Linked DNA regions of Homo sapiens: region 1 is linked to region 2. A link is an interaction called in ENCODE POLR2A ChIA-PET data of the cell type or tissue named here. Cell type or tissue: PC-9. All regions are shown on one strand. Each heading gives the region's core, and the rest is flanking DNA. Links, peaks and the distances in the headings are about the cores only. Region 1 overlaps TLR5 (toll like receptor 5). Region 2 overlaps FAM177B (family with sequence similarity 177 member B).

What was found. Peaks named below come from ENCODE experiments on the same cell type or tissue, not always from the same donor. Only the 100,000 strongest peaks of a DNase experiment are listed, where the experiment ranks them.
Region 1: POLR2A ChIA-PET joins it to region 2 with 10 read pairs; 2 of 35 experiments call an interaction of 5 or more read pairs at or near these places.

The regions. Positions count from the first base shown.
Region 1 is chr1:223,103,647-223,120,137 of GRCh38, forward strand. It overlaps TLR5 (toll like receptor 5), which reads right to left. Exons shown (of 6, transcript NM_003268.6): 6 at 5,758-9,389. The coding sequence starts at 9,385. The coding sequence ends at 6,809. Among named protein-coding and RNA genes, the nearest start is that of TLR5, 31 kb to the right of the region's middle. RefSeq lists an enhancer at 12,877-13,378. In PC-9, for the core only: no CTCF peak of the experiment used is centred there; a DNase peak (open chromatin) is centred at 6,275; H3K27ac peaks cover 1,087 bases.
Region 2 is chr1:222,740,263-222,756,753 of GRCh38, forward strand. It overlaps FAM177B (family with sequence similarity 177 member B), which reads left to right. Exons shown (of 6, transcript NM_001394345.1): 3 at 6,269-6,457; 4 at 6,753-6,819; 5 at 9,203-9,300; 6 at 9,659-10,742. The coding sequence starts at 6,284. The coding sequence ends at 9,796. LOC105372984 (a long non-coding RNA gene) reads right to left here. Exons shown (of 4, transcript XR_922641.3): 4 at 10,920-11,076. Among named protein-coding and RNA genes, the nearest start is that of FAM177B, 11 kb to the left of the region's middle. In PC-9, for the core only: no CTCF peak of the experiment used is centred there; no DNase peak of the experiment used is centred there; H3K27me3 peaks cover 2,359 bases.

The sequences.
Region 1 (16,491 bases), core at 2,701-10,700, 360 kb after region 2:
GTGGCCATGAAGAAATCAAATATTTAATTGCTAAGTAAAAGAGATTAAAAGTGCCTTTAATCTTAAGAAAAATAAAATTGGGTAAAACATTATACATAAAATATATGATCTATACATTATATATGTGTGTGTATATATCATGTGTATGTATATTCACCTGTTGAAATAATTTTTTTTGTTGGTGGCTTAATTTTAGAATTTTGGCTAATTATTTCTAGATTGTCTTCTGCCAAGGGCAGGAGTTACTATCTCAATTTTATCTAAGTACATATTTATTTTTGTTTTTGTCTGTTTTAAGTATTATTACTGAAATGCATGCACAGAGTTAAACTTTAAATAATATCACATACTCATAATAAAAGCTTGCAGTTCCCTGACTCCTCCAATCTCCCTAAGCCCTCCAGGATAATCACTTGTGTTTTTCCTTTGGTGGGAGCAGAGCATGGAAACACATTTAGATCAGAGGCAATCCCTGACAAAAATAAGGTATCCTGGGAAGAATGTCCCATAAGCTCTACATGAATTAGTCTGCTACATGTTTCTATTCCTTTAACCAACAAATCTGTCTAATTCATATCCCAACACTCTGGGAGGCCGAGGTGGGTGGATCACCTGAGGTCAGGAGTTCAAGACCAGCTTGGCCAACATGGTGAAACCCTGTCTGTACTAAAAATACAAAAATTATCTGAGCCTGGTTGCATGCACCTGTAATCCTAGCTACTTGGGAGGCTGAGGCAGGAGAATTTCTCCAACCCGGGAGGCAGAGGTTGCAGTGAGCCAAGATCACGCCACTGCACTCCAGCCTGGGTGACAGAGTGAGACTCCATCTCAAAAAATTGTTTTTTAAATGGAAAACTAGTATCTCACAGAAAAGTGAACAAATTCATCAGTGCCGATAAGATGTATTATCAAAAGTGTTGCTGTCACCCAGGTCAGGCCATAAAACATACACAGCATCCTGGAAGCCCCCTCCAGCGCTACTCACTCCTCCCCAGAGGTGGCTACTGTCCTCATTATCACCACAGATGAGTTCTGCCTTGTTAAAATTTCTCAAATTGCAACCACTTGGTATTTCATCATTATGCCTTGCTTCTTTGACTTAACATTTTTTTCAAGATTCACTTATGTTGTTACCTGTAGCTATAATTGGCTAATTGTCATTTCTGTAGGGCTTTCAATTACCACAATTTATTGATCCATTTTGTGGTTGATGGACATGTGGGTCGTTTCCAATGTTGGCTACTACAAATAATGCTGCTACCAACGTTTTTCTATGTGTGTTTTCACGCATAAGTGCATGGATTTCTAGTGTGTATATACTTATGAGTAGAATTTCAGCATCACAGGGCATGTGTGGTTCAACTTTAGTAGACGACTAACTGTTCTTTAAGGTAGCAGTCTCTGGCTGGGCACAGTGGCTCACGCCTGTAATCCCAGCACTTTGGGAGCCCAGGCAGGCAGATTGCTTGAGGTCAGGAGTTCAAGACCAGTCTGGCCAACATGCTGAAACCCCATCTCTACTAAAAAGACAAAAAAATTAGCTGAGTGTGGTGGCACGCACCTGTAATCCCAGCTAGTTGGGAGGCTGAGGCAGGAGAATTGCTTAAACCTGGGAGGTGGAGGTTACAGTGAGCTGAGATTGTGCTGCTGCACTCCAGCCTGGGCAACAGAGTTAGACTTCATCTAAAAAATAAAACAAAATAAAAAATAAAAGTAGCAGTCTTCAACTTTTTGGCACCAGGGACCAGTTTCATGGAAGACAATTTTTCCACCGACTGGCGGGGGATAGGGGTGGGGTGATTTCAGAATGATTCGAGCCCATTACATTTATTGTGCACTTTATTTCTATTATTATTACATTGTAATATATAATGAAATAATTATACAGCTCACCACAATGTAGAATCAGTGGGATCCCTGAGCTTGTTTTCCTGCAACTAGATGGTCCCATCTGGGGGTGATGGAAGACAATGATGGATCATCAGGCATTAGATTCTCATAAGGGTCAAACAACCTAGATCCCTCGTACACGAAGTTCAAGCTCCTATGAGAATCTAATGCCGCAGCTGATCTGATAGGAGGTGGAGCTCAGGCAGTAATGCAAGCGATGAGGAGTGGCTGCAAACACAGATGAAGTTTAGCTTGCTAGCCTGCCGCTCACCTCCTGCTATGTGACCCGCTTCCTAACAGACCAGTATGGGTCCATGGCCTGGGGGTTGGGGAACCCTGCTTTATAGTATGCCAATTTACATTCTCACCAATCACGCAGGAAAGTTTCAATTGCTCCCCAGCCTTGCCAATACTTGGTACTGTCAGTCATCTTAATTTTAGCCATTCTGGTGGGTGGGTAGTGGGATTGCAATGTTGTATCAATTTGCGTGTCTCTGATCACTAAAGGAGGTTGAGTATCTTTTCGTTTCCTTATTGGACATTGGATAGCCTTTTGTGAAATTCTTAAGTGTCATGTCCATTTTTCTTTTCTGTAGTCTTTTTCTTATTGATTTGTAGAAGTTCTTTTAGATTTTGCCTGTGAGTCCTTTTTGGATACGTGTATTACAAATATCTCCCTCCATGCTAAAGTTTCCCTTTTCATTCACTGATAGTCTTTTTTTGGTAATAGATGGTCTTAATTGCATTGTAGTCAGCTTTCTCGATTTCCTTCTTCTCTTGCCTCTTGGCCCTATTTACTACCTTGCAACTTTCCCGTGTCTTTAAATAGATTCTAAAAAAATAGTTTCTCCAGCTTTTCTAGATGCTCCCAATGGAAGAACTGGGCAGAACTTCCTCAGGCAATCATCATTAATTTGTATGGTTCTTTCTTCTGGCATTTTCATACTTCTAAATATATATATTTGGAACACTATTTCTTGATTTAATATTGTAGACTTTTTTGTAATCAATTTTACATTGTGGTACATGAGCATTTAACTATCTTAAACTTTTACTCCACAGTCTCTTGTCCTCTTAACGTGGTTCTTTCATGATTTAAAACTTCAAACCGCATTTGCTTTACATAATATCAAGACTCTCTAAAACATTCTTCACTGCAAGTGCACGTGGTTGGCAAGGGATTTTCAGAGTCAGTTGTATTTGGCATGAGTGGGATTCTCTTTGAAGTTTTCAGCAGCTCTAGTCAATATTCTAGATCTTTCCAGAATAGTTGCAGTTTCAACTACAGAAAGCTCTAGCCATTCTGAGATTGAACTGTGGTAGTTTCTCACCATTTTGGAGTGACCCCAGAGGTCTGTGCTATGTGGAATTTATCTATTTCCTGAGGCCTGGCTTTGAATCACTGCGCCATGGAAGACAGGGCAGTCACTTAGCAACCAGTGTCTCAGCAGACTCCCCAGGGCCCACTTCCCAATGTGGCTCCGTTGGGCCTTCCTTTTGCCATGTACACAGCAAGTCTTGTGACGTGATAAAGACTTGGGAAAATGGCCTCAAAAAGAATTCCAACTGCTGGGCCTGACCATGGGAAAGAAGACAAAAGAATTTTAGTAAGTTTTGGATCTTTGCCAGAAAAGGGAAGTTTTGAAATAGAGTGGTATGTTGAAACTAACAGTGGCTAGGATGTAGACATGAACAGGTCCCCCATACACTCTATACAGAGACCACAAAAGATGCCTTTTAAATGTGTTTCATTAGGAAAATTACCTGTAATTCGTGTTTTTAAATAAGAAGATTAGAAAAGGCTGTGGGATAGACTCCTTTCCTATGTTGAGAGTTATCTGTGTTTCAGCTTGTTCTTCCTGTAAAGACACCTGCACTTGTCATTTTACATGTCCCAGGTTTGGTTTGGAAAACAGAGTCATAGCGATGGTCACCCAAACCAAGGGAGGTCCCTGGTGTAGCACTACCTCCAACCCCTAGCCGGACTAGGAAACCCCTTTCCCTAGGAGTCCTGTTCATACAAGGTGTTCTGACCAGGAGATTTCTTCAGTGTCCTGGGTGCCCCTCCCACCCCCTAGAGCTGGGGGAAAACCATGGCTGAGCAGCAGGTGGGACAGGAGGGCATGAAACCGAGCAGAGTGGTCTTTCCACAGTCTTCCTGATTTGCGGTTATACCTGTTACTGACACAGTATACTTTTGTTTTGTCTCCTTCCTTCTTTTTTTTTTTTTTTGAGTTAGGATCTCGCTCTGTCACCCAGGAGTGCAGTAGTGCCATCTTGGCTCACTGCAATCTCCGCCTCTTGGGTTCGAGGAATTCTCCTGCCTCAGCCTCCCTAGTAGCTGGGATTACAGGTGTGCACCACCACACCCAGCTAATTTTTGTATTTTTAGTAGAAACGGGGTTTCACCATGTTGGGCAGGCTGGTCTCAAACTCCTGACCTCAAGTGATTGGCCCACCTTAGCCTCCCAAAGTGCTGGGATTACAGGCATGAGCCACCAGTGCCTGGCCCTGTTTTACTGTATTTCTTAGCACAGGGTTCCAGGAGACCTTATTCACTGCAAATTCATGTGGGTTCTGTTTTCCTCCCCACCCCCTCAGCTCTCCATTCTAGCCCCGTTCCTAGCTGCTAATCCAGGCTGCCACTGTCCCACTACCCAGGAGGCCTGTGCCATGCCTGGCCATTTGAAATAGTGTTCAGGGGTGTCTGACAGCCTGTGGTCTCCTGCCCTTTTCAGCTTACCACTCAGCACCTCCATGGATATCTTGCTCTCTCAGGCCCTCATCCTCCCTGCCCCTCCAGTGGAAAGTCTAATAACAGCAGGTGTTGCCATGAGGGAGGCTGGGCTTCCCAGTATACTTCACTCATCCACAAGACATTTACTAAGCACATACTGTGGGCCAGGCACAAACTGGGCCTGCGATACACAGATGAACAAGACAAGATCCTGACTGCAGTGTCTCACAAACTAAGCCGTCCATACACATACATAAACACACTGGCGCAACACAATGTCATGTATCAGTGACAGAAAATCTGTCACTGGGGTCATGAGGGATGGGCAGTCTTGCTAAACAAGGAAATTCATCAGGCAGACGAGTGGTAGGATGGGGAGAAGAAATTCCATGGGGAGGAAGAAGCATGGGCAGATGTGTAAGTGGGAAACCCTTGAATGGTCCCCAAACCATAAGTGATCTGCTACAGCCAGTGAGGGCAGGACACAGAAGACAAGGTCTTTCCTCAGGGAACTTATCTTCCAGAGAGGCGGGCAGCCGGGCAGGCTCAGAAAAAAGGATAGAGGAAGTAGTAGTAAGTGCTACTTTTAAAAGACCAGATAAAGTGTCAAGAGTTTTCACAAAAGGGAGAGAGGACTTTGGGTTAGGGATCCCAGGGAGCTTCATGGGCTGGATTTTGAAGAAAACGAAGAAAACGTAGGATGGATGTGCAGAGATGGGAGAAGAATCCAGAGGAAAGAGGTACAGTGGGGACTGCATGGTGTGCGTGAAAATAATGCCATCGCTGGGTGCAGGGAAAGCTCGGTCTCATTGATTAGAAGTGGCCAAAAGAAGTTGGGATGAGAATAGCGTGTATGTGTGTGTGTGTGTGTGTGTGCGCGCGTGTGTGTGTTGGAGGAGTCAGGATTGAGGGGCCCAGTGAGGGGAAGAAGGTGACAGTTTGGAGAGCTGAGTCCCAGACCCATGTGTACCCCTCAAACTGCAGGAGCTGACCTGGAGTTACGCTGGACTTGGAGGAGGCAGTGTGTGAAGCTATGGGGTAATTTTGGCACAGTTTCCTTGTTTTAAGTATTCTTAATCCTTTTGCAAAAACACATTTCTATATTAATAAACATGAAAAAAAGAACAGAATGGAAAATACACATAGATTTCATTTAAGATAAAAAAATACAACTTCAGTGAAATTGCAACTGCCCCCCAGGAGGCCTTCAGTGTATGTGTTCTCTTGTGGTCATTAGGGCAACGAAGGAAAAGATCTGAGAAGCCCTGACATCCTTGGCCAATTTAATTTTCACAGGAATTCTATGACATAGATGCTGTTACGTGAGAAAATGTAGGTCCAGCAAGGGCATACCAAGGCCAAGGTTACATGGCTAATACACAGCTGACTCAGAACTCAACCCAGGATCTGTGTGCAAAGTCCATGTTCTTCATGCAACAGCCTGAGCAGCTGATCAATGAGGTGTGCTAGGAAACAAAGCTGAAAAGGTAGGTTGGTGATAAATCATGGAAGGTCTTGAAGGCCAGGCTTAAATAAAGGCAGCATGTGAGAGAAAGTTCTTGGCTCACTAGGGCGAGACCTGGAGAAGCCGAAGGTAAGAACATGAAGTGCAGTACAGTCACAAGACAGGTAGTGACTCATTCATCCCAGCTTCTTTGGGGCCACCTCTTATCTATGAGACAAAGTGTGACTTGCACTCAACAGTGGCATTGTTTCTGTGGCAAAAGAAGGAAATGTGCCTCTGCTTCTGTTTGTTTTCTACTTAATGTTGTTTTGCAGAACACAGAGAACGCAGAATCATGGACCATCCCATTTTTTAGCTGAATGCTAGAGAAAGCACGTCAGCCATCTGCAACTTCTCCCAAGGTGCCCTTCCCATGATTAGGATACATTCCATAATCAACACAGCAGGACAGAACGGTATTATTGGATCTGAAAGAAAATCAATGGAGACTGGAAACCTCTAAGGGCAGTTGCAATTTTCTAGATCTATTATTTTCCATTTGGAGGTTAGTGAGACAGAACATGGTGTTGATACGAAAATTGAGAGATTTATGTTGTTTTCATAGTAGCAAAAAGAAAAAAAAAACCTCCAGAGAGGACCCCAAAATGATAACTTGGTGCAAATACAAAGTGAAGAGTTATTTGTGGCTTGAGATAAGTTGGAAATTGCTCCTTTGATTAGGAGATGGTTGCTACAGTTTGCAACGGAATGTTATTGTCTTTCTTCTTTTCTTTTTCTTTCTTTAGTATCTGTTGAGAGAGTTTATGAAGAAACCAGCCAACATCCTGGAGATCCTCAGGCCACCTCAAATACTGCTGTTTCTGTACAAAGCCTCTGATGGATTGATGTTTCATCAACTGGTACTGGGACAAGGACCCAACCACCACCATGATGAGAGCACTGTTAAGGTCAGATAAGCACCTGCCCTGGGCATAACTGAAGGCTTCAAGGCACCAGCCATCTCTAAGGAAGTGTCTGCTCACAAGACAAACGATCTTTCTACTGTTCCAGATGGCATCCTGGATATTGGCAATGCGGTTTTCTCCTGGGACAAAGTCTCTTTCTTCAAAGCACAGGTTGAATCTGTTTTGGTCACTGTATTGAGTGTCCAGGTGTTTGAGCAAAGCATTCTGCACCCATGTGAAGTCTTTGCTGCTGAAGCACAAATAGGCATCATATTTGTACATATCAGGTTCTGTGCCCTGGGGATGGTCCTTGAACACCAGTCTCTGGGCTGTCTTATAACAGATAAAACAGAAGCCCCGGAACTTTGTGACTGTGAGGATGGTCATGAGGAACAGAGTCAGAGTGACAGTGCATACAATGAAAAGGGAGAACTTTAGGGACTTTAAGACTTCCTCTTCATCACAACCTTCCGTGGAAAGAGAGAAGAGGGAAACCCCAGAGAACGAGTCAGGGTACACACAATATATGTCTGCAGGAGGCCCAGCTATAGTGACATTGGTGTGATTAAGCCAATTGATAAAAGTGCTAAGTTCACATTCACAAATGAACTTGTTATGAGTTATATCCAAGACACTAAGTGATACAAATACATCAGGATTAGGAGCTAGGAGCTGGTTCCTGGATATGTCCAGGATCTCTAAATTAGCAGGTAAATCATTGTGAGAAAGAACTGTCAGCCTGTTGGAGTTGAGGCTTAGTCCCCTTAATGCAGTCAGATGGCTAAATACTCCTGGTGGAAGGGAATTAAGATAGTTATGATTCAAATACAGAACTTGAAGATGAGAAAGTCCCTCAAAAACATCCCAACAGAGCTCAGTTTCCCAGGCAAGTTGCAACATATTTTCTCCAAGGAAAAGCTGTTCTAAGCTGGGATTCTCTGAAGGGGTTTGATCTCCACTACAGGAGGAGAAGCGATTTTGATTTAAAATGAGAATCTGGAGATGAGGTACCCGTAGGAGAAAGTAGAGAATATCTAGATTTTCTAGCCTGTTTTCTGATAAGTGGATGAGGTTCGCTGTAAGGTTGATCTTTGGCAAAGTCACTAGTTTATTGCCACTCAAGAAGATATCGGGTATGCTTGGAATAAAATGAATGGTTGTAAGAGCATTGTCTCGGAGATCCAAGGTCTGTAATTTTTCCAGGAATTTGAATGTTTGGTCTTGAATTATTGCAATGTGATTCTTTTGCAAATCAATGTAGGCTACCTTAGGTAGTCCATAGAAATTCGAACTGTAAAGTTCCCCCAGAAGGTTATATGACAAATTGAGAACTTGGAGGTTGTCAAGTCCGTAAAATGCTTCATCTGCAATCTTATTTATCTTGTTGTAGGCAAGGTTCAGAACCTTCAAATCCTTGAGTGTCTCAAAGACTCGTGAGTTCAGGGAGAAGACAAACCCATGTGAAAGATCCAGGTGTCTCACTGAACTTCTGGCCAGGCCAGCAAATGTGTTCTGGTCAGGATCTTTGATGTTATGGAAGCCAAACCCGGCACCCATGATGTGGTGGGCAAGAATCAAAGAGAAGGCCTGGCTTTTGCTGATGGCATTGCTAAAGTTTCCTGTGATGTCCACTGTCCAGCCATTTCCAGAAACATCTAGTATCTCCAGCACCATGTTTCTGAATGGGTTCATACATTTTCCCCAGTCCACTGAGACTCTGCTATACAAGCTATTAGCTGCGAGGCTAAAAAAGGAGAGCGTTTTCCCTTGTAGGGGCTCGAGCTCATGTTCACATACAAGGAATATTTGGTTGGAGGAAAAATCTATGGACTTTAAGGAATTCAACTTCCCAAATGAAGGATGAAGGTAAAGGCTACGAATCTGATTTTTGGATAGATCCAAGCGAGTTAAAGCCTTTAAATTTCTGAAATAACCATCTTTCAATACAGCATCAGAGAGACCACAGAAATACAGTCTAAGTTCAAACAGATGGAACAGTCCCTGAAAAGCATCTGGATGCAAGAAGTATATCTTACTACTTCCCAGGTCCAAGATTCTAAGGTTGGGCAGGTTTCTGAAGGCCTCCTTGTCAATAGTCAAGGGGGTATACTGGCTCCCGAGCTCCAGCAGCTGCAGCTGTTCCAGAAAGGGGAAGGATGAAGCAGTGACTGTCCTGATATAGTTGAAGCTCAGCAGGAGCCTCTCAGTGGTGTTGAGGACCTGGGGGACCTGGGTGAGGTTGCAGAAACGATAAAAGGCTATTCGGCCATCAAAGGAGCAGGAAGGAATTCCAAACACAGGACCGGCCATGAGCACCACTCCTAGGAGAAGGTCCAGGTGGTCTCCCATGATCCTATGGAGAAGAAGGGAGAATGAAAACACAGGCATTTAAGCTCGAGGTATTGCACTGGGGTCTTCAGATCTTGGGGGTATTCTCTATGATGTGCCTGCTCCCTTTGACCCCTTCATTCCTCTGACTCCACAGACGTGGCTGTTGGCAGATACAGACAAAACTATTCTTACTCTATTTCTGTTTTTTTTGAGACAGGGTCTTGCTCTGTTGCCCAGGCTGGAGTGCAGTGGCATGATCACAGCTCACTGCCACCTCCGCCTCCCGGGTTCAAGCCATCCTTCCATCTCAGCCTCCTGATTAGCTGGAACTACAGGCACGTGCCACTGTACCCGGCTAATTTTTGTATTTTTAGTAGAAATGGGGTTTCACCATGTTGCCCAGGCTGGTCTCCAACTTGTGGGCTCAAGTGACCTGCCTGCCTCAACCTCCCAAAGTGTTGGGATTACAGATGTGAGTCACCACACCTGGCCTATTCTTGCTCTCTATCAAACACTTACGTTGAATTTTCTGTATACTAGGCACTATTCTAGGTACTTAAAAAACATTTCACTTAATCTTTTCTTTTAAAAAAATTTTATTTATTATTCTAAATTAAAATAAAAATATAGAGATGGGGGTCTCGCTTTGTTGCCCATGCTGGTCTTCAACTCCTGAGCTCAAGCGATCCTCCTACCTTGGCCTCCCAACATGCTGGGATTACAGGCATGAGCCACTGCACCCTGCCTTCACTTAATCCTTATAATAACTCTATGTTTCTTCATTCATTCGTTTGTTTATTCATTCATGATTTGCTGAGGGGAGGTGGAGAAAACAGCAGGAAGAGACACAATGTTGCTTCACTTCAGCCGGGTACCCCGTTCCTAGCCCACAGAAAGCTCGGCTGATGAGTGGAAAATAAATTCACTGTTTTTCTCCCTTAATTTGTCTAGGCTACTGGCCCATCTCCATTTATCCGACCTTACTCCACACACAGTCCATCCCATCATGCAGAAATTGGGCACTTTCTGGCACCCCACAAAGAGCCAGATGTGATCGGTTTAATAAAAGTGTGATAAGTGCCTAGTGCTCGCCTGGCAGCTGTGTGATTGTGTGAGTGTACGACAATAAACAGAGACTGGCCCACTTGCTTAAGTCCTGTCGGGGAGCTAACCATCTGTCTGGGTTGAGTGTTTTTTTCATGGGTGCAGCAGAAATGGTGCTCAATGAACGTGTCTGGCTTATGTTCCAAGTATTGTGCTGGGTGCTATGAAGAGAAAACACACAAGGACCCCACCTGCAGAGAGCTTGGTGTCTATTATTTGCACAGCACCTCCATCTTTGGTGCCTACTATGCATTCCATTTGCTTTAAATGTAATGAAAGGCCTCTGTTGGAAGGTAAAGGAAGAGTTATATAGCTCAGAGGGCAGGAGAATGAGAGGAAAAATAAATGAAAGAAATAGGAAGAAGGCAATGGTTTATAAAGAGCATGAATCCCATGAGACACCATCACTGGCAAAAGTGTCAACACCAGGAGAGATTAAGCCTGGAGCAGTCACGGTGCTGGAGGTGGGCTAGCTCTGACGAGGTTGTGCTTTGTGCTGGGGCTGATGTATGGTGGGGTTTCCACAGAAACTGGGAGGCTGTGGCACACAAGCTACAGCAAATCAGAAGTAGGCATGGATGCCTGGATTGACTCAAAGTTTCAAACTCAGGCATCTAATAATCGTTAGGAAAAACTTGGTGAGAATGTTTATCACCACTCTGAATTTCTCCCCCATCTCAGTAAATGGCTTCACCATATCCATCCAGAGTCTCAGGGTGACAACACAGCAGAGTCTTTTAAACATCATTCTTTTAAACATCCCCCCAATATCCAATCCCTCAGCAAGTCCTGTTGGTGCCACCTCCCAAGCCTATCCACTGCCCTACTGTAAGCCGCCGCCATCTCTTTGCATGGGCCAGACTGGAGACTCCTCACTGGCTCTCTTATTTCTGGTCTTGCTTTCATTTTCCAGCCAGCAGCCAGCATGTTCTTTCAAAAACATAATCTGGTTTATATCATTCCTCTTTGTACAGGGCCCTTCCCTTCCTTCCTGCTGTACTTGGAATAAAATCCTGTGAGTACTTACATGATTCAGCTCTTGGCTGTCTTGTCAACATTATCTTGAATAGTTTTTCTCCTCAATAACTCATTAAAAAAATTTGCTGAGCACCCATTATGTGTCAGGCACTGTTTTATTTATTATTTATTTGAGACAGGGTCTCACACTGTCACCCAGGCTGGAGTGCAGCGGTGCTATCTCAGCTCACTGCAACCTCCGCCTCCCGGGTTCAAGTGATCCTCCCACCTCAGCCTCCTGAGTAGCTTGGATTAGAAATGTGTGCCAGCACGCCCAGCTAATTTTTGTATTTTTAGTAGAGATGGGGTTTCACCATGTTGGCCCAGGACGGTCTTGAACTCCTGACCTCAAGTGATCCACCGGCCTTGGCCTCTCAAAGTGCTGGGATTACAAACATGAGCCAGCACACCAAGCCTCAGGCATTGTTTTAGGAGCTGGAGATACAGCTGTGAGCAAAATGGACCAAGCCTGCCCTCATGGAGCTTACATTCTGGTGGACGGAAGAGGTGATAACAAAAGGAAGAGGAAATAGGTACTGACAGGCAGAGGTAAATGCAATGGAAGAAAGTAAAGTGGGAAAAAGGAGATGGGGGTGCCATGGCTCGGGTGGTGGCTGCTGTTTATAGAGAGGAGTCAGGAAGGGTGTCTCTGATGTAATGAGATTAGAGCAGGTGTCTAACAGAAGTAAGGAAAGGATGTGGAGAGGCCCAACGTTTGAGGGAAAGGAGCAGCCAGCACCAAGGTCCTAGGGTGGAAGTACCAGCCATCCTGGAATACACACATGGTACGCATTCCAAACTCTTTCCAGCCTCAGGACCTTCGCAAGTGCTGCTTCCTTCATGTGAACCCTCTTCTCTCTGCTCTTACTGTGGCGAGATCTCACATCAGTGTTTCCCCAGCGAGACTTCTCCTGCACACACTATTTGAAATAAATCCCCTGCCGTGTTACTCTTTCAAAAACCATCTTATTTCCATCAAAGCAATGATCACAAGCCCTTACTTGTCTTGTCTATTTGCTTATTTATCATACTGTGTCCGAAATTGGTGGGTTCCTGGTCTCACTGACTTCAAGAGTGAAGTCGTGGACCCTCACGGTGAGTGTTACAGTTCTTAAAGGTGGTGTGTCTGGGATTTGTTCCTTCTGATGTTTGGACGTGTTCGGAGTTTCTTCCTTCTGGGGGGCTCATGGCCTCGCTGGCTTCAGGAGTGAATCTATAGACCTTCACGGTGAGTGTTACAGCTCTTAAGGTGGCGCGTCTGGAGTTGTTCATTCTTCCCATCCGGAGTTGTTCATTCCTCCCTGTGGGTTCATGGTCTTGCTGGCCTCAGGAATTAAGCTGCAGACCTTCACAGTGAGTGTTACAGCTCATAAATGTAGTGCAGACCCAAAGAGCGAGCGGCAGCAAGATTTACTGCAAAGAGCAAAAGAACAAACCTTCCACGGTGTGAAAGACGACCGCAGTGGGCTGCCACTGCTGGCCGCCGCAGCCTGCTTTTATTTCCTTATCTGGCCCCACCGACATCCTGCTTATTGGTCCATTTTACACAGAGCTGATTGGTCTGTTTTACAAAGAGCTGATTGGTCCGTTTTGACAGGGTGCTGATTGGTGCATTTACAATAGATTAGCTAGACACAGAGCACTGATTAGTGCATTTACAAACCTTGAGCTAGACACAGGGTGCTGATTGGTGTATTTACAATCCTCTACCTAGACATAAAAGTTCTCCAAGTCCCCACCTGACTCAGGAGCCCAGCTGGCTTTGCCTAGTGGATCCCGCGTCAGGGCTAGGGGCAGAGCTGCCCGCCAGTCCCACCCCATGCGCCTGTGCTCTTCAGTCCTTGGGTGGTCGATGGGACCGGGCGCCGTGGAGCAGGGGGCGGCGCCCGTTGGGGAGGCTTGGCCGCGTGAGAGCCCACCACAGGGGGACTCGGGTATGGCGGGCTGCAGGTCCCGAGCCCTGCCCTGCAGGCAGGCGGCTGAGGCCCGTCGAGAATTCGAGTGTGGCGCCGGCGGGGCCGGCAGTGCTGGGGGACCCGGGGCCCCCTTCGCAGCTCCTGGCCCGGGTGCTAAGCCCCTCACTGCCCCTGGCTGCTCCGAGTTAGGGCCTGCCAAGCCCACGCCCACCCAGAATTCGCGCTGGCCCGTGAGCACCCCAGCCCTGGTTCCTGCCTGTGCCTCTCCCTCCACACCTCCCAGCAAGCAGAGGGATCCTGCTCCGGCCTCAGCCAGCCCAGAGAGGGCCTCCCACAGTGCACCGGTGGGCTGAAGGGCTCCTCAAGCACGGCCAGAGTGGGCAGTGAGGCTGAGGAGGCACCGAGAGTGAGCGAGGGCTGCCAGCACGCTGTCACCTCTCAATACTTATCATCTCTGTCCCCTGGTAGACTATATTCTCCATACAGCAAACAGAAAGAAGCATGGTGTTCACAAAAAAAAAAAAAAAAAAAAAGAAAAGAAAAGAAAAAAAGGAAAGAGTATGTTGAATGAACAACACTGCCATCAACAGAAAGATAAAGGGATTGGATCTGTTCGAGGACCTTTGCCTCAGTGCATTTTATCTGTAACACTCTAAAAGCCGTGGCTCTTGATGGGGACAGCTGCCTCCTAGGAAACTGTAATTTTGCAGGGATGATTTTTGGTTGTCACAGTGATAGGGGTGGGTATCACCCCTGTAATCAAGATGTCATGATAATGTATGTCAATGAAAAGAGCCAAACTGTAAAATATTTGAAGAGATTTATTCTGAGCTAAATATGAGTGCCACATATGTGATTCTCCACACAGGCACTGGCCATCATGAAGTGATTTTCCGAAATGGTGAATAACGCTGTCAATAAAAAAGAGTCAAACTCTGTAAAATATTTAAAGAGGTTTATTCCAAGCCAAATGTGAGGACCACGACCTGTGACACAGCCCTCAGGAGACCCTGAGAACATGTGCCCAAGGTGGTCAGGGTGCAGCTTGGTTTTATACATTTTTGGGAGACATGAGACATCAGTCAGATACATTTAAGATATACATTGGTCTGGTCCAGAAGCATGAGACAACTGGAGGGGCGAGGGAGCTTCCAATTTATAGGTAGATTTAAAATTTTTCTAATTGGCAATTGGTTGAAAGAGTTATCAATAGAGGCCAGGCATGGTGGCTCACGCCTGCAATCCCAGCACTTTTGGAGGCTGAGGCAGGTGGATCACTTGAGGTCAGGGGTTGGAGACCGGCCTGGCCAACATGGCGAAACCCCATCTCTACTAAAAATACAAAAATTAGCCAGGCATGGTGGCGCATGCCTGAAATCCTAGCTACTCAGGAGGCTGAGGAAGGAGAATTGCTTGAACCCAGGAGTCAGAGGTTGCAGTGAGCTGAGCTTGTGCCATTGTACTCCAGCCTGGGTGACAGAGCAAGACTCCATCTCAAAAAAAGAAAAAAAGAGTTATCAATAGGGAAGAATGTCTGGGTTGTGATAAGAGGTTGTGGAGTCCAAAGTTTGATCATGCAGATGAAGCCTCCAGGTAGCAGGCTACAGAGAATATAATATAAATGCCTCTCATCAGACTTAAGGTCTGTGTTGATGTTAATGCTGACGGGTATAATGAGGCATTTTCAGCCTCCACTTCCCATCATGGCCTAAACCAGACTTTTAGGTTAAATTTTAGAGTGCCCTGACCTAGAAGGAAGTCCATTCAGATGGGCCGGGCACGGTGGCTCACGCCTGTAACCCCAGCACTTTGGGAGGCTGAGGCAGGCGGATCACCTGAGGTCAGGGGTTTGAGACGAGCCTGGCCAACATGGTGAAACCCCATCTCTACTAAAAATACAAAAATTAGCCAGGCATGGTGGCACGTGTCTGAAATCCTAGCTACTCAGGAGGCTCAGGCAGGGGAATTGCTTGAACCCAGGAGGCAGAGGTTGCAGTGAGCTGAGCTTGTGCCATTGCACTCCAGCCTGGGTGACAGAGAGAGACTCCATCTCAAAAGAAAAGAAAAGAAATGAAAAAGAAGAGAAAGAAAGTCCATTCAGATGGTTGTGGGGCCTTAGAATTTAATTTTTGGTTGACACGTGCATGACAGTCCCGTACCATGCAGAATCAGCCAGCATCCACACAGCTGTAGGATGTCCTGCCCAAAGTCCCCAAGGGTCAAAAACTTGCTCAAAATTCCCTCAGAACCTAACTTTGTGTTACATGCTAACAAAATAGTTTTTGCACGGTTTTAATATATACTGAATTTTTCAGGAATGCAACTACTGTGTCAATCTAGGAAAGACTACCTTGTTTAGTTTGGACCTTAATAAAGTGTTATAAACCAAAAATAAAATTCTAAGCTCCCCAACTGACTGATGCACCCCTCTCTTGGCCAAGCACATTCCAAAAAAAAACCTGAAAAACTAGTTCAGGCCATGATGGGAAAGGTGAGGGGGTCAGACACGCCTCATTATACCCTCCTCCCTTTGGAATTCAGGCACAACTGACCAGTGTTAACATTAAAACAGAGATCTTCAGACTGATAGAACAGACTCTTTGTAGCAATAAGATACCAACACAACAGGCCTGGCACAGTGGCTCATGCCTGTAATCCCAGCACTTTGGGAGGCCAAGGTGGGCAGATCATCTGAGGTCAGGAGTTCAAGACCAGGTTGGCTGATATGGTGGAACCCCGTCTCTACTAAAAATACAAAAAATTAGCCGGGCGGGGTGGTGGCATCTGTACTTGGGAGGTTGAAGCATGAGAATCACTTGAACCCAGGAGGCAGAGGTTGCAGTAAGCCGAGATCATGCCACTGCACTCCAGCCTTGGCAACAGAGTGAGACTGTCTCAAAAATAAAATAAAATAAAATAAAATAAAATAAATAAAATAAAATAAAATAAAATAAAATAAAATAAAATAAAAAGATATCAACACAACAGATAGCAGGACCTGAAAGAAATTTAAATATTTTACCCCAAAATAGAACATTTCTTTGACATATTTTGAGAGGGCGCTGCACAGTTGTCTCTTGTGGGAAA
Region 2 (16,491 bases), core at 1,721-9,720:
GTGTGTATATTCAATCATGTTTGCATTGCCCATAAAATATTTTTAAAATTCGATCTTCTAGTCTTCATTTTAATGGATGACTGACAGTCCATTTGCATTTATTATGATTATTGACTTAACTTGGAATTAATGCTAATATTTTGTTTAGTGTTTCTTTTGATCATGATTTTTCCTTACTGTTTCCTCTCTCTTGCCTTCTTTCACAGTGTTTCTGTTCTTTTTTATTTTCTTCTGCTGGTTTTGAAGCTATACATTCTAATTCCATTATTTGTCTAGTTACCTTTCAATTGTTAATATGCATACTTCACAACGTATCTTATCCAGCCTATCCCAAAACAATACTTAGAATTCTGTCAGCTCATATTTTTTGTTATTATCTAATACTTAATACTGTTTTGTCTTTATACTGTCCCCACCAAAATAGTGTTTTTGGTTTTTGTTTTGTTTTGTTTCTTGAGACAGAGTCTCGCTCTGTCACCCAGGCTGGAGTGCAGTGGCACGATCTCAGCTCACTGCAAGCTCGGCCTCCCGGGTTCATGCCATTCTCCCGCCTCAGCCTCCCGAGTAGCTGGGACTACAGGCGCCCACCACTATGCCCAGCTAATTTTTTGTATATTTAGTAGGGACGGGGTTTCACCGTGTTAGCCAGGATGGTCTTGATCTCCTGACCTCGCGATCTGCCCGTCTCAGTCTCCCAAAGTGCAGGGATTACAGGTGTGAGCCACCGCGCCCGGGTTTGTTATCCTGTTTACTAATGTTTTTACTTATATTTATTGCATCTTACTTTTTGTTTTCTTTTTTTTTTTTTTTTTTTTTGAGACAGTCTTAATCTGTCACCCAGGCTGGAGGGCAGTGGTGCAATCTCAACTCACTGCAACCTCCACCTCCTGGGTTCAAGCGATCCTCCCACCTCAGACTCCTGAGTAGCTGCGACTACAGGCACATGCCACCAAGTCCGGCTAATTTTTTTGTATTTTTTTTAGTATAGACGGGTTTTCGCCATGTTGGCCAGGATGATATTGAACTCCTGGCCTCAAGTGATCCACCAGCCTTGCCCTCCCAAAGTGCTGGGATTATAGGCATGAGCCACCATGCCTGGGACATCTTACTTTTTCTTACCTCTGGGTTTAGTTTTCTTCTTCTTGACATAGAATTTCCTATTATTAATCTTTCAATAAAGATGCAGGAATGGTTAATGCTCAGTTTTTGTAGGTCTGAATATATCATTACATTACTCCCACTTATTGTTTAGCTGGATATTGAATTCTCTATTTTTTTTTTTTTGAGATGGCATCTTCTCTGTCGCCCAGGCTAGAGTGCAGTGGCACAATCGCTGCTCATTGCAACCTCACCTCAAACTCCCAGACTCAAGCAAGTCTGTCAGCTCAGTCTCCCAAGTAGCTGGAACAACAGGCATGCACCACCTTGCTCAACTCTCTCTTTTCCTTCCTTCCTTCCTTCCTTCCCTCCCTCCCTCCCTCCCTCCTTTCTTTCTTTCTTTTTCTTTCTTCCTTTCTTTCTTTTTCTTTCTTTCTTTCTCTCTTTCTTTCTTCTTTCTTTCTTTTTTCTTTCTTTCTTTTTTCCTTCCTTCCTTCCTTTCTTCTTTCTTTCTTTCTTCCTTCCTTCCCTCCCTCCCTCCCTCCCTCTCTCTCTCTCTCTCTCTCTCTCTTTCTTTCTTTCTTTCTTTCTTTCCTTCCTTCTTTCTTTCTTTCTTTTCTTCTTTCATAGAGACAAGGTCTCACAGTGTTCCCCAGGCTGGTTTAAAACTCATGGCCTCAAGTCAGCCTCTCACCTCAACCTCTGTAACTGCTAGGATTATAGGTGTGAGCCACAGCGCCCGGCCTGTATTCACTTCTGAAACTACTATTAGACGTACTGAACTTTCTCATCTATCCTTTATATCACCTAACTTTTCTTTCATATTAAATATATATCTCTTTTTTTCTCACCCCACACTCCAACATAAATTATACTGTATTGTCTGTTGCTTGAACTATTTCGTAATAATTAAACTTTGATGTTGAGAAATTACAACTTTATTGTACACTTCATTGCAACTTGAAATTCATGGTCTTAAAGTGAGATTTGAATTTCTATTGACCGCCTTTTAAAAAGTAATACCAAACCATAAAGTTAAAATTGATGTACATTGAGTCATATCTAAAACCACACATAAACATAAATTGTATTTCCTATTTTAATTTCAGGGGAACTACTGTTTGGGAAAGCTATTATTAGGTAAATGTTTTAAAAATTACTGTTTCTCATTTTCAGTCATAACCTAATGATCCCAGCAAGATAATGTCCTGTCTTCTAAGATGTGCATCAAGCCTGGTACATACTGAAAATCCTATAAGGTCCTGGATAATTTTTGTTTGATTATTCATTGAAGAAACATTTATTTTCCAATTGTGTGAAGTTTTTGACTGTTAATAAAAGAATCTGTCAACCATCAAAAGAAAAAAAATTATACTATATTGTGAGAGCTTTTCTCAGATTTCTTCGTATGCTTAATCAATATCCAACCTACGACTATGCGACGATATTTTTTTTTTCTGCAATTTGTTCTTTTCCAAGTCAGTCTTCTTTCGGGATATTGTATTTTGCTTCTTTTATCTTTTTGAATATATTAGTTTGGGGCAAAAGTAATTGCGGTTTTTCCATGACTTTTAATGGCAAAAAATGGAATTCCTTTTGCACCAACCTAATGTTAAGCACACTAATTTTAATGTTTCCTGTTGTCCTATCATTCCTAATTCTCAGGTGAGGACTCTCCCAGTTTTCTCATCAGCTGAACCTTCCTCCAGATGCCTAATTTCTTCATGTAGTTTGTAAGTTTTTACAATAAGCACATCCTCAGCAGGCATTTGTTGGCTTTGTTTTTGTTTTTGTTTTTGTTTTTTGAGACAGTGTCTCACTCTGCCGCCCAGGCTGGAGTGCAATGGCATGATCTCGGCTCACTGCAACCTCCACCTCCTGGGATCAAACAATTCTAGTGCCTCAGCTTCCCAAGTAGCTGGGATTATAGGCTCTTGCCACCATGCCTGGCTAATTTTTGTGTTTTGTTTTTTTTTTTGTGGAGACAGGGTTTCACCATGTTGGCCAGGCTGGTCTGGAACTCCTGACCTCATGCGATCCACCCGCCTTGCCCTCCCAAAGTTCTGGGATTACAGGCGTGAGCCACCACACCCGGCCATGAATTGTTTTTAGTGGAGATTCAGTATACCCTGTCTTGTTGAATTATTCCTCCAAGGTGACTTTGTACTTGGCGTCTGACAGAGTTCAGTGGATTACACTGCCTTTATTTCACTCAGCTTCATCTTAGGTTTTCACAGCATATGAGGACTATGAATTTGGGCCACACACCAGCATGTGGTACTGGCGGGGGTTTCCAATATTTTTTAGGTGACTATTTCTACCCTTGTTGCTAGGAGATAGCAAATTACTTTGCTACTTTTGCAAGCTGGGGGTAGATTTTCCTGTCCATATTTTATAGATAAGATAGTATTTTATTACCTTAGTTTTATGCAGGTGGCTTCATTTCAGCTCTCCACACTCATGGGATCTGAGATTTGGACTCTCTTCTCTCTATTGGTAATAAAACTCCAGCTCCAAGGCCTATATCTGGTTCTGAACCCCCCAGCAACCATCTCGGCTTCAGCTCATACTTATAGTTTTGTTCTTTCTCTTATTCTGACATCTAGGCTGGCTGACTTGCTTTCAACCCCCTGCCCCTCTCTCTCTCATCTCTATCCCTAGGTCTCTCTCTTTTTTCTGCTTCCTTAGTGTACTTATGATTTAATGTTTTCATTTAATTTCATCCAGCATTTCTGTGTGTCTGGAATAGGAAGAATTATTCTACATCATTCAGCCATATTGGTTGATATAATTTTAAAGTATCTTAAATCTTAATTAAAACAATATGAGGCCAGGCATGGTGGCTCACGCCTGTAATCCCAGCACTTTGGGAGGCCGAGGCGGGTGGATCACCTGAGATCAGGAGTTCGAGATCAGCCTGGCCAACATGGTGAAACCCCGTCTCTAGTAAAAATACAAAAAGTTAGCCGGGGGTGGTGGTGGGTGCCTGTAGTCCCAGCTATTCAGGAGGCTGAGGCAGGAGAATCGCTTGAATCTGGGAGACAGAGGTTGCAGTGAGCCGAGATTGTGCCATTGCACTTCAGCCTGGGCAACAAGAGTGAAACTCCATCTCAAAAAAAAAAAAAAAAAGGCAAAAATACATGTGTACGTATCCTTACAACATTGGAATACTGCCTGACATATACACTGCTAAGTAAATTATAGGTACTTAATAATAGCCAGCTTTTATTAAACACCATTTGCTAAGAATTGTTCTAACTTCTTTATGTGTCTTTACTCATTTACTCTTCATTACAATTTTATAAGGTTGGCACTATATCATTTCATACTATTATTTTATAAATGAGAAAACCAAGACACTGGGATATTAAATAATAGGATTTTAAATCCAGGAAGTCTATCTCCAAAGCTTTCCAGCTTTATTAAGATATACCTTAAATACAATAAAATGAACTAATTTTAAGTGTAGAATTTGATTCATTTTGACAAATTATACAGTCAAGTAACCGACATTATGATCATGATATCTATTAGAACACTTCCGTCACCCCAAAAAGCTCCCTTTGTCACTTTATAGTTAATCTTAACCCCTACCCACTCTCCTCTAGCAAACAGTGATCTGTTTTCTACTATAATTTTGCCTTTTCTAAATTTCTACATAAATGGAATTATATACGATGCAGTGTCTGGCTTCTTTTGCTTAGCATAATACATTTGAGAGTCACAGTGTTACAAATATTCATTGTTTATTACTTTTAATTGCTGAGGAGTATTCTATTAAATATATGGACCACATTTTGTTTATCCATCGTCAGTGGATGGACATTGAGTTGACTCCAGTTTGGAGTGTTCACAAATAAAACTGCTACGAATATTCCCATACAAATCTTTAGGGAGACATACGCTTTCATTTCTCTTGGATAAACATCTAGGTGTGAAATTACAAGATTTTATGTTTAACTTTTAAGAGACCAGGCATAGTGGCTCACATCTGTAATCTCAGCACTTTGGGAGGCCAAGGTGGGAGGATCTTTTGAGCTCAGGAGTTCAAGACCAGCCTAGGTAACATAGTGAGACCCCATCTCTATAAAAAAAAATTTTTTTTAATTAGCCAGGCTTGGTGGCACGCACCTGTGGTGCCAGCTACTCAGGTGGTTGAGGCGGGAAGATTGCTTAAGCCTGGGAGGTAAGGGCTGCAGTGAGCCATGATTGCACCACTGCACTCCAGCCTGGGTGACAGAGAAAGACTCTGTCTCTGCAGCCCCCCAAAAAAATTTTAGGCTGCGCACAGTGGCTCATGCCTATAATCCCAGCACTTTGGAAGGCCAAGGTGGGTGGATTACTCGACATCAGGAGTTTGAGACCAGCCTGACCAACATGGTGAAACCCTGTCTCTACTAAAAATACAAAAAATTATCCAGGCGGTGCCTGTAATCCCAGCTACTCAGGAGGCAGAGGCAAGAGAATCACTTGAACCCAGGAGGCAGAGGTTGCGGTGAGCCGAGATCACGCCATTGCACTCCAGCCTGGGCAACAAGAGCAAAAAAGTCTGTTTCAAAAAAAAGAAAGAAAATTAGCCATTACAGTGGGTATGTTATGATATCTCATTATGATTTTAATTTGCATTTCCCAAATGACTAATGACATTCGTCATCTGTATATCTTTGGTAAAATCTCTACTCAAATATTTTGCCCATATTTTAATTGAGTTATTTGCCTTTTACCTGTTGAATTGTAATCGCTCTTTACATGTTCTGAAAATAAGTCCTTTACCAAATATATACTTTGCACATGTTTTCTCCTGTCTGTGTGAAGTCTGTACTCTTAACCATTTCCTTCATTGCTTCTCAATATTTATTGAAATAATTGAGAAACGTCTGCAGGATAGTGACCCCTTCCTACTAGCAATTGTGTGTTTTAACGTTAACAAAAGGTAAGAAAACCCTGTTGACACTTTTGTTTGAAGACTGTAAGTTCACGTTTTCGCTATTTATCAAATCTCTTCCATTTTGGTACAGAATAGAACAGTCCTTTTTTGGATTTGAGGAATCGATGAGGTCACAGGTGTGATTACCTCTGAGTTCTCTGTCTTTACTATCCATTGAAAATAACTAGATAACTCTCAGCTCTGGGTAACTTGCCCTAAGGTGCCCTGTTTTTAATTTTCTAGTTGTTTTGTTTCATTATGGAGATTGACGGTTTCCAGCAGTTAGACCTAGAGAAGAGTGTACCTTCCAAAAAGACTACTCCTAAAAGGATTATCCATTTTGTTGACGGAGACATCATGGAAGAATATAGCACAGAGGAGGAGGAGGAAGAGGAAAAGGAGGAGCAGAGCACAAATTCAACACTTGACCCTGTAAGCTTAGTATATCAATATTAGGGAACATGGTGGGGGAGGCGGTGAATGAACAAGAGATTGAGCCAGACAAGGTTTATAGAAAGAATAGCTTTAAGCTAAGTCCTTGGTCTCCTTTTTTGCTTTCTAAATCCATGCATAGGCAACTTACAATTTTAATCATCTTGGTCTCTTCATCTGTGAGAGAGAAAATGGAACATATTATATAGAGCATTTTGAAATCTCTACATTAAAACAAATCTGCAGTCACCATTCCTCTTATTAACTACTCTATCTCAATTTCTCCTTTTTTCAGTCTAAACTTTCCTGGGGGCCCTACCTACGATTTTGGGCAGGACGAATAGCAAGCACCTCATTTTCTAGTAAGTACTGCTAAGGTTATTTTTTTCTATCCTAAACAAATATATATATCGATAGGCCCTCAGAGTATGTGGGACTTCCAATTGTGTAAGCCACTCCATCGCATCCTGAATAAGTGAGATCTGGGCTAAGCTTTCATTCCCAAAGGCACAGAACTTCGCATCCTCAGGCAGACCCTTCATCTTTTACCAACTCTCATCAGGAAATTCTTATCTCGGCCCAAATTTTATCTACTTCTAAAGTTCCTACTTATCTTTCTTAACCATACAAAACTGCTATAGATGCCTCTTTCATAGGACAGAGGGCAATATTTGAGGGCAATAATCAGTCCTCCCTGAGTTGACTCTTCTTCTGAATAAACTTCCAAGTTAAAAAAACAATGATTGTTGTATGACACAGTTCTAAGTTTCTAACTTCCCTCATCATAACTGCTTTATTATAAACATGAACTTTATCGATCCCTCCTGGGGGCATAATGAATGGGCTAAGTGAATACTTATAACAACTAAAATACTAAATCTTATTTTGCTTGACTTTCATCAATTTTTTTAAGACATAGTTGACAACATCTAATTACTCATTTCCTTCTAACTTGCACATCTTGTGAATATGATAGGAAGGCAAACTAAGAGTCTGAGAAAATAGAAATTGTATTAATAGCTCTTAGAAATTGATCTTCATTCATTCATTTAAAAAACATTAGTAAGTGTCTACTATATGCTCAGCACTGTGCTGGACCCTGGGACACAAAGATGAATGACAAGTCTCTGCTTTCAAGGGACTCAATATTCAGTGAGTCATATAGACCAGCAAACATGCTCGTAATTATAATTTGTTGTCACAGTTGCCAGGGTAGAAAGTGTATAGGGGCTCTGACCTGGAAGACTCGGGCATGCTGACATGTGGGGGAGACCCCTTAAGAGAGCTATGAAAGTGTGGCTGGCTAAGGCTAGCTTGAGGACCATGAAAGTGACCAGGGAATCTTTAGATTACAGTAAAAAGTAAAGATGGGGTGATTTAGGCAGATGGTATGAACCTTCAAGAAATAAGTGCTTTTACACAAGTGCAGAGGGTTAGTGATTTGGAAGTTACGTTGAAAATCCCGTGAATACCAACCCTACCCTGACCACAATAAGTTAACAGAAAAAAAAATGCTGTCTTCCAGAAAGCTCTCTACACTTCGGTTAAGGCAAAAGGGTTTGAAAAGATATGTTTTAGAGGGAGGGAATTGGAGAAGATTAGGTCAGGTAAAAGAAGCAAAACTCAATATGGGATTGAGAGTATGGAGAAGAAGAATGATTTGCATGTTGGGTTTTGATTTGAGATTGCAGGGATAGGATGTATGGTGAGCCTAGCTTCCTTGTGAGTGCCAAACAGAACTGCAGTGGTAAAATGCTCCTGACTGGGGCTTCAAGATTGTAGTGGAGGCATAAAGATGCTAGCAGTCAGTGCTGTGGTCTGTCTACACAGAGATTTTGTTTGAATGGAGTTGGAACTCAGACGACACAGGTAATTAATTTTTTCAATTTAAAATTCTAGTAGGTCATAAACAGGAAAGCTTCCTAAGATTTATTTTAATATTTTTTTAAAAAGTTATCTTCTACACATGTACTAGGCAGTGCAGCAAATAAACAGGACAAAGAGATAGCATATTAATGAAAAGATAAGACATATTTAAAAACAGCATCATTTTGATGCCCTATATGAGCAATATCCCAAGAGGTAGAATGAGTCAGAGGAATCAGAAAGTCCTATAATTCAGGGGTAAGAGAAGGCTGTCGGAAATCCTCTAATTGTAAAGGAAAACTTTTCTAGGAGACTTCTTTAGGAAACCACTCATTATTCATGCTATGCCTTTATCCCTGACTCTAACAATCCCAGTGCTGAGCCTGCAGGCCACCTTGCTACTGAAGGCAGAAAAGGAAGGCCTTAAACAACTTCTGAGAAGTCTGTCTGGATGCATGGAAGAATTCCTGATGTGGGTCTTGGTAACACTGGATTGAGTTTGGGTTTAATTTGAAATATACTTGGAGCAGATGTTTAGCCGGTATGCATGGGGATAATGAACAATACCTGTTCTGATTGCTCAGGACCCATGCTATACCTGTTGTTAAAGTATATTGAAAATCTCTCCTGATATATACATCTGGAAAAAATAGTTTATATATAATCCCATATAAAGATAGAAGATTTGACAAATTTCCTTTGAATCCTAGAATTTTTGAGAGGCCAAGGCAATTGAAATGTTTTGTCAGCCTTGAAGTTAAGTATAGTAATAGACCACTATTACTATACTATCAGAATAGTTTAAACTCTGGGCATCTCAACTGATGCGAAGCTTTAGTTAGTAATTCAGTTTACGCAAGTGCTCGTTCTTTCTTTTAGCATGTGAATTCCTTGGTGGAAGATTTGCTGTCTTCTTTGGTCTTACTCAACCCAAATATCAGTATGTGTTAAACGAGTTCTATAGGATACAAAACAAGGTATGTGACACTCTGATGGAAACAAGGGGCCTGAGATGGGAATATTGGTTGCTCCAAATTTAGGCCAGTATAGAGAAGTATTTTTCCCACCTGGTCATATGTACTATAATTTCACCAAGCTCCCATAGTCAGACTGACTTATTTTTCTAGTTCTGTTCACCCAGGGACACTTCTTCACATTTGCCTCACTCCTGCGAAGTTAGGATGTCATGAGCTGTGTTGTAGAAGAAGGTAGTTGGGTGAGAAGGCTCAGATTGCTTAAAGTAGAAGCTTCTTACATGGGCATTATATACAAGAGGGGGAGTTCAGAGGTCTTTGTTTGTACAGTTAAACATTTCCTTATTTCTCTCCAAAACAGAAAAGTGACAACAAAAGTGAAAGGAGAGGATCAAAGGCCCAGGCAGCTGAGGTTCCTAATGAAAAGTGTCACTTGGAGGCTGGGGTCCAAGAGTATGGAACCATACAACAGGATGTGACAGAGGCCATTCCTCAGTGAAGCACCTCATCCAGGGAGGGTCTGGTGGCAGATCCTAGCTCATGATGGCAGCAAAGACTGCAGTTTCCCTGGATCTGTTCCTTGGCCATTGATTACCATGGCAACAACACCAGAGGTAGCACTTCTGAGCCAGATCTGATCCTAATCTCTGTGTGACTTAGTCTCAAGCATCCAGGAATTACAAGCAATAATGAGAGTAATTTTGGACACTTTCTCAGAATAATTTCTATATTCAAGCCACCCCACCTCAACTCCACCCCTGTGATACAAGTCCCATGAGTACTGACATTTGCACAGTAGCATAAATGCCTTAAGGAACTTTGGGACTGGGAGTTTTTGGCTGAAATCCTCTGTCATGGGACGAGGGTACAGTAAAGAAGCTCTATTCCTCAGAAGAAAATTTGGGCACCGCAAAGTCTAAATAAATCCCCTTTCAGGATTTGATATAGTGTGTACTTCCAACAACCATCCTGGCGTAGTTGGGGATTGTTTTACAATAAGTAAACATTGCTAATAACTGTGTTACAAGATCATTATCAAGATCTTTAAGAATTAGGTACATCCCTCCAAATTAAAACAATTGATAAATAATATAAGCTCTAGAAAAAAATATTAATGGATTATTTTCTTATTTATTTGTCAAGAAATTTTCAAAACCTGGAAAGATCGAACATGGAAATCATTGTTAGATAACACAGGGTGTGCTGGCCAAAGTAACTGTGATACATTAATAGCAAAAAACAAACCAAAAAAAAAAAAAATGAAAAACACAGGGCCTGCAGTAGTAAGACATGAGTTCCAGTTTCACTTCTCCCATTTACTAGTTGTGTGATTTGAGATGTCTAGATTTCTGAGCTCCAGTCTACTTTGTAAAATATGGGTGACTTGACTTTGCTTGTTATTGTTATACAGAATTATGAGAAATAATAATTTATTGTTGTTTTAAGCTTTGGAGTGGTTTGTTATGCAGCCATATATAACTGAAATTATAGCTCTAAGAGAAGAGGAAGTTGGAATTAATTTAATATGAAATCAAAGACAGAAGTAGGCCTGGAGCATAAGGAGTTGTGAGTTGAATATAGTAGGATAGGATAGATTATGCTGCACAGACACCTCCAAAATCTCAGTGTCCTAAAACAAGAAAGTTTATTTCTTTCTCTTGAGAAGTCCACTGTCAGTTTAGGTGGCTTCCCAGACAGGTGTTCTCCGTGTGATAGCTCAGTGTTGCATGCTTCTTTGATCTTATGTTTTCTCCATACTGTGATGTGCTCTCGGGGTTGCTGGAAAAGGAACAGCATGGAGAGTTAAGCAGTGGCAATCAATATCTCCACTAAAAATGAATCATGTCACCTCTGTGTATGTTTCGTTCACCAAAGAAAATCACATGGCTATAATTAATTTTATGGGTGTCTGAGCCTCCTAAGATAGCTGAGAAAAGGAAACACTTTCTTCTAATGGCATAGGAGATAAATGGTAGGCTCAAGGATCAATATGATATTGATTTAATCTCAGCTCTCCTGCCTCTTTGTAACCCAGTAGCTCTGTGCAAATTACTCAACTTCTCAATGTTCTCATCTATAAAACAGGTTTGAGACAGGAAGCAAATATAATTTGAACCAGCTTTATGCAACAAAAAAGAATTTTGTGGAAAGTACACTGAGTTATCAAATGGACACCAAAGGGAGATTAGTCTCAATAGGATCTAAACAGTGTGACAAGCAAGCACCCAACAGGTACTGTCTGTCCATCTCTCATCTTTCTTGCCCATGAGGAAGATGCCCACTCTATAGCTCTTGATAATTCTTCTGTTCAAGTGACTGATATACTAGTCTTTCGTCCCCATTTCAAAGCATAGTGTGGATAGAATCTGTTTTGCTCCTTTTTGTCAAGTATCACTCTCTAATTCAATTAATTGTGGCCAGGGAGATGGAGCCTTGTAGTAGCAACATGGTTATGGGACCTATTTCTGGGTTAAGATGGTTCTCAGGAAAAGGAAATTGCAGTGAGCTAGGTAGGTATCCCATGACTGTTTCATGTTAAAATTGAGGAAAAGCACGTAAAGCTGTGGCTCTAATAAGGTGCTTAAGTCATAGTATCAATTACAATTATTAATATTTATGATGGTTAATTCTATGTGTCAACTTGACTGGGCCACAGGATGCCCAAATTAAACATTACTTCTGGGTGTATCTGTGAGGATATTTCTGGATGACATTAGCATTTGAATTGTTGGACTCAGTAAATGGATTGCCTTCCCAATGTGGATGAGCACCATCCAATCCACTGAGGGCTTGAATGAAACAAAAGGCCAAGGAGGGAAGAATTTGCTCCTTTTTTCTGCCTTATTGCTTGAGCTTGGATATCTCATCTCATTTCATCTTCTCCTGCCCATGGACTGGGATTTACTACCTTGGCTTCTCTCATTCTTAGGTCTTTGAACTCAAACTGATTTACATCACTGGCTTTCCTGGGTCTCCAGTTGGTGAATGGCAGATTGTGGGACTTCTCAACCACCATAATCACAATAAATTCAGTTCCTCATAATAAATCTCATTGTATCTATCTATCCAATTATCTGTCTATCTACCTATGTCTCTATAAATCTATGCTATTGGTTCTGCTTCACTGGAGAACCCTGACTATTATAATATTGAATGAGAATCCCGGTTTCATGGATTCTGAACGGCTTGTCCCCACTGAAGAGTCAGTCTTAGGTCTTCATCTGACATGTTCTGTTAGTCCAGTTTCAAGGTGAAGTAAATCTGAAGGTTTTATCATATTGCAGAAGTGACCAGGTCTATCAGTTAAGCATTGGTTACTTCAGTCTTAGGTGTCTGATCATACTAACAATCTATACCTGATTTACTTACTATTTTGCTTCAGAATAGCCCTAGGAATGGACTGTTTTTGACTTTTCCATTTTCTAAAAAATTATTCACCTCTTGAATATCCACTTATTGATGATTCTAAGGAACTAGGTGGGCTTTTCCCTTTCAGACACCCCTCTCTCTCACAAGAGAAAGAGGGCTGCTCTCCTTTCTCTTTCTTTTGCCCATTAAACCTCTGCTCCTAAACTCAAAAAAAAAAAAAAAAAAAAAAGAACTAGGCAAAACAAAGTGTGATATTTGAATTGAAGAAGTGGATTTTTATCTAGCAAATGTTATACTCTCAATTTAATTTTCTTTTTCACTAAAAGAAAAGATTCTCTTATGGTCAGTGACCATATGCAAATCAATTGAATCTTGAGCAAAATATAATAAAGAAGACAAATGGAACCCAATACCCAGATCTTATCAGGCTATTCCTGCAGGATAAGTCCACAGTTTCTTTAATATTAAAATTAATTCATTTATTTAATATTAATTGGACATCTACTATGTGCCAGTTTGTTTGTTTGTTTGTTTGTTTGTTTTAGGTACTATTAACAAAGAAGACAGAAATCTCTACTTTCCTGTTAGCCTTGAATTCCCAATAGCTAAATGATTAGGACATTCAGTCTTTGTATGGTCAGCCTCTCAGATGGTCCTCAACGATCTCCACCTCCTGCTATTCATACCTTGTGTAGTTCCTTCTCACACTGTACCAGGGTGATTTATGTAACCAAGAGAATATGGCAGAATTAATGATATGCCACTCCAGAGATTGTTATAAAAGATACTTTGGCTTCTGTCTTGATCTTTCTCACTACTTTTCTCTTGGATCATTCATTCTGAAGGAAGCCATCTGCCATGTTATGAGGACACTCAGCCAGTGCAGCAGACTGAATATGTTCCCCCACAAATTCATATGTTGAAACCCTAATCCCATTGTGATGATTTTGGAGGTGGGGCTTTTGGGAGGTAATTAGGTCATGAAGGTGCAGCCCCCATGAATGAGATTAGTACCCTCTCAGAATGGCCTGGTGCAGTGGCTCATGCCTGTAATCTCAGCACTTTGGGAGGGCGAGGTGGGCAGATCATGAGGTCAGGAGATTGAGACCATCCTGGCTAATACGGTGAAACCCCGTCTCTACTAAAAATACAAAAAATTAGCTGGGCATGGTGGCGGGTGCCTGTAGTCCCAGCTACTCGGGAGGCTGAGGCAGGAGAATGGCGTGAACCCAGGAGGCTGAGCTTGCAGTAAGCCAAGATCACACCACTGCACTCCAGCCTGGGCGACAGAGCAAGACTGTCTCAAAAAAAAAAAAAAAAAAAAAAAAAGAAATGGCCAGAGAGCTAACTGGCTCTCTTTCAGCATGTAAGGATACGATGAGAAGTCAGCAGTCTGCATCCCAGAAGTGTGCCCTCACCAGAACCTGACGATGCTGACGTCCTCATCTCAGATTTCCAGTCTCCAGAGCCGTGACAAATAAATTTCTGTTGTTTACAAACTACCTAGTCTACAGTATTCTGTTATGGCAGCCTGAACTGATTAAGACTTGGAGAGCTCATTGTGCTAAGAAACTTTCATCTCCAGCGAACAACCTTTGAGGAACTTGAGGCCTGCCTACAACCACGTGAGTGTGCTTGGAAGACCGCCTTCCTCCAGCCTGCAGAGGATTGCAGCTCCAGGCAACAGCTTGCGTGCAACCTCATGAGAGATGCCGAGCCAGAACCTCCCAGCTAAGCCACTCCTGGATTCCTGACTCATTGAGAATATGAGATAAATGTTTATTGTTTTAAGCTACTAAATGTTATGGTAATTTCTTATAGTGGAATGGATAACTACTTCATTTTTTATTCCTAAATATTCCTAAGGACTTCTGAGGATAAACTCATCCAAGAACTATAATGCACCCAGAAGGAGTACAGGAATTTTACCTTACTCCCTCAAGGCTAGATGGAACTCACTGAGCTGTATCAGATAAGCTTCCTGCCTTACTGCGCTGTGTGGGGGCCTAACTAGGCAACCATTGCCTGCAAGTTGAATCTGGCTGTTTTATTTGCCATCACTGCCAATTCCCATATTTGCCACCTGCTGAGTCACCCAAAGGGATTTTCATTGTACCAGGAAAAACACTTCTACGAAATATTAGTCATGAGCATCCCAAAGTGAAAAAGTTTAGGTACCCAGAAAGTACAGCTTTTTAGCGATAAAATATTTTACTCAGATATCCATAACCATTTTCCTCAAAGCACAATCATAATGTCAAGTTGACTCAGTAGGAAGGTATATAGTTCATTCTCGCACTGCTATTAAGAAATACCTGAGATTGGGTAATTTATAAAGAAAAGAGGTTTAATTGGCTCATGGTTCCATAGGCTGTACAGAAAGCATGGCAGCATCTGCTTGGCGTCAATCATGGTGGAAGGCAAAAGGGAAGCTGGCACTTCACATGGCAGGAGCAGGAGGAAGAGAGAGGGGGAAGGTGCTACACACTTTTAAACAACCAGATCCCATAAGAACTCTGTCATGAAAACAGCACTACCGGGATGGTGCTAAACCACCAGAAACCTCCTGCATGATCCAATCACCTCCCACCAGGCCACATCTCCAACATTGGGGATTACAACTGAACATGAGATTTGGGTGCGGACAACCATACCAGAAGGGGTTCCACCATTGGCCATACTCTATAATCAGAACCAATGCTCTTCACCTACAATCCGGACACTGGTATAGCACTTGTCAGGGGTCCAGACTCTCCCTCTTTTATAGTAGGTTTCCTCTTGAGCCTTTATTATCTTTCCATGCTGTCTGGCCTTGGTCAGTGTCATCCCAGCCCATCTTAACTCATTTTTCTCTCCTTGAACCTGAGAGAAGATGTTGCAGTCCTAGTCCTTTTCCTCCCAGGAGGCATTTCTGCCCTTTGCAAATTCATGGATGCTAAACAAAATGTGGAGAAAACATATTGCCCTGCTCTATCTGGCAGCTTCCAAGATTCAATGATATATTGGGAAAGGAGTAACTCACTTCCCCTTCCAGCAACATGTAAGCCCTAGACTCCTGCCAGGCCAAAAATATCCCCGATTAAACAAATTATGTAGCAGAAAGTCTTTGAATTAATAAACCAAATTTGAATAATTATCTGGTTCTTGATGTTTTTAGTTATTTATTATGACCATACTTCATTGTGCGTAATGCAGGTAAATGAAAGTTAATTTTATTATTTCTCTTTCTAATGATGGATTCATATAAACCTTTACCTTCAGAGTGGAAATTCAGGGAGTCTCAAGTGATCAAAGAAGCTCTTTAGCAAATGCACACAGACAATCTTACCCCCCTTTATCTTCATACATACAAAATTCAAATGTCTTTCCCTGACTGGGCAGTCCTGCCAAGAATTGTTTGGGTCTTTTTCATCTTTGTTGGTGAGGTGGTCCTTCAATTATCTGTAAATGTTTCTATCCTCTGCCAAATTACACCACTTCCAAATGCAAGATATAATTATTTCCTCTACCTACAGCAAAATGAAGCCAAGTACACCTTGAATCATTTTCATTCTCAGGTATCTTATATAGGTTTGCCAAGAGCCGGGAAACACAATGGTCAGCTTTTTAGGCAAAAGTGTTGAAAGCTCTTTAGGGAAAATCTTCTCTGTAAGTTTTCATTTAAGTTGGGAACCAGAGGGGAGTGTCATGGTTCTATCAATCTGAGTTTAATTTGGGTGGGAAGTATTTTTACTGGGAAAAAGAAAATGAAGGGCCCCCAACAAATTACTCAAAAGGAAGTGGATATTATTTTCCTGGAACATTTACTTAATCTGTCATCTTCAA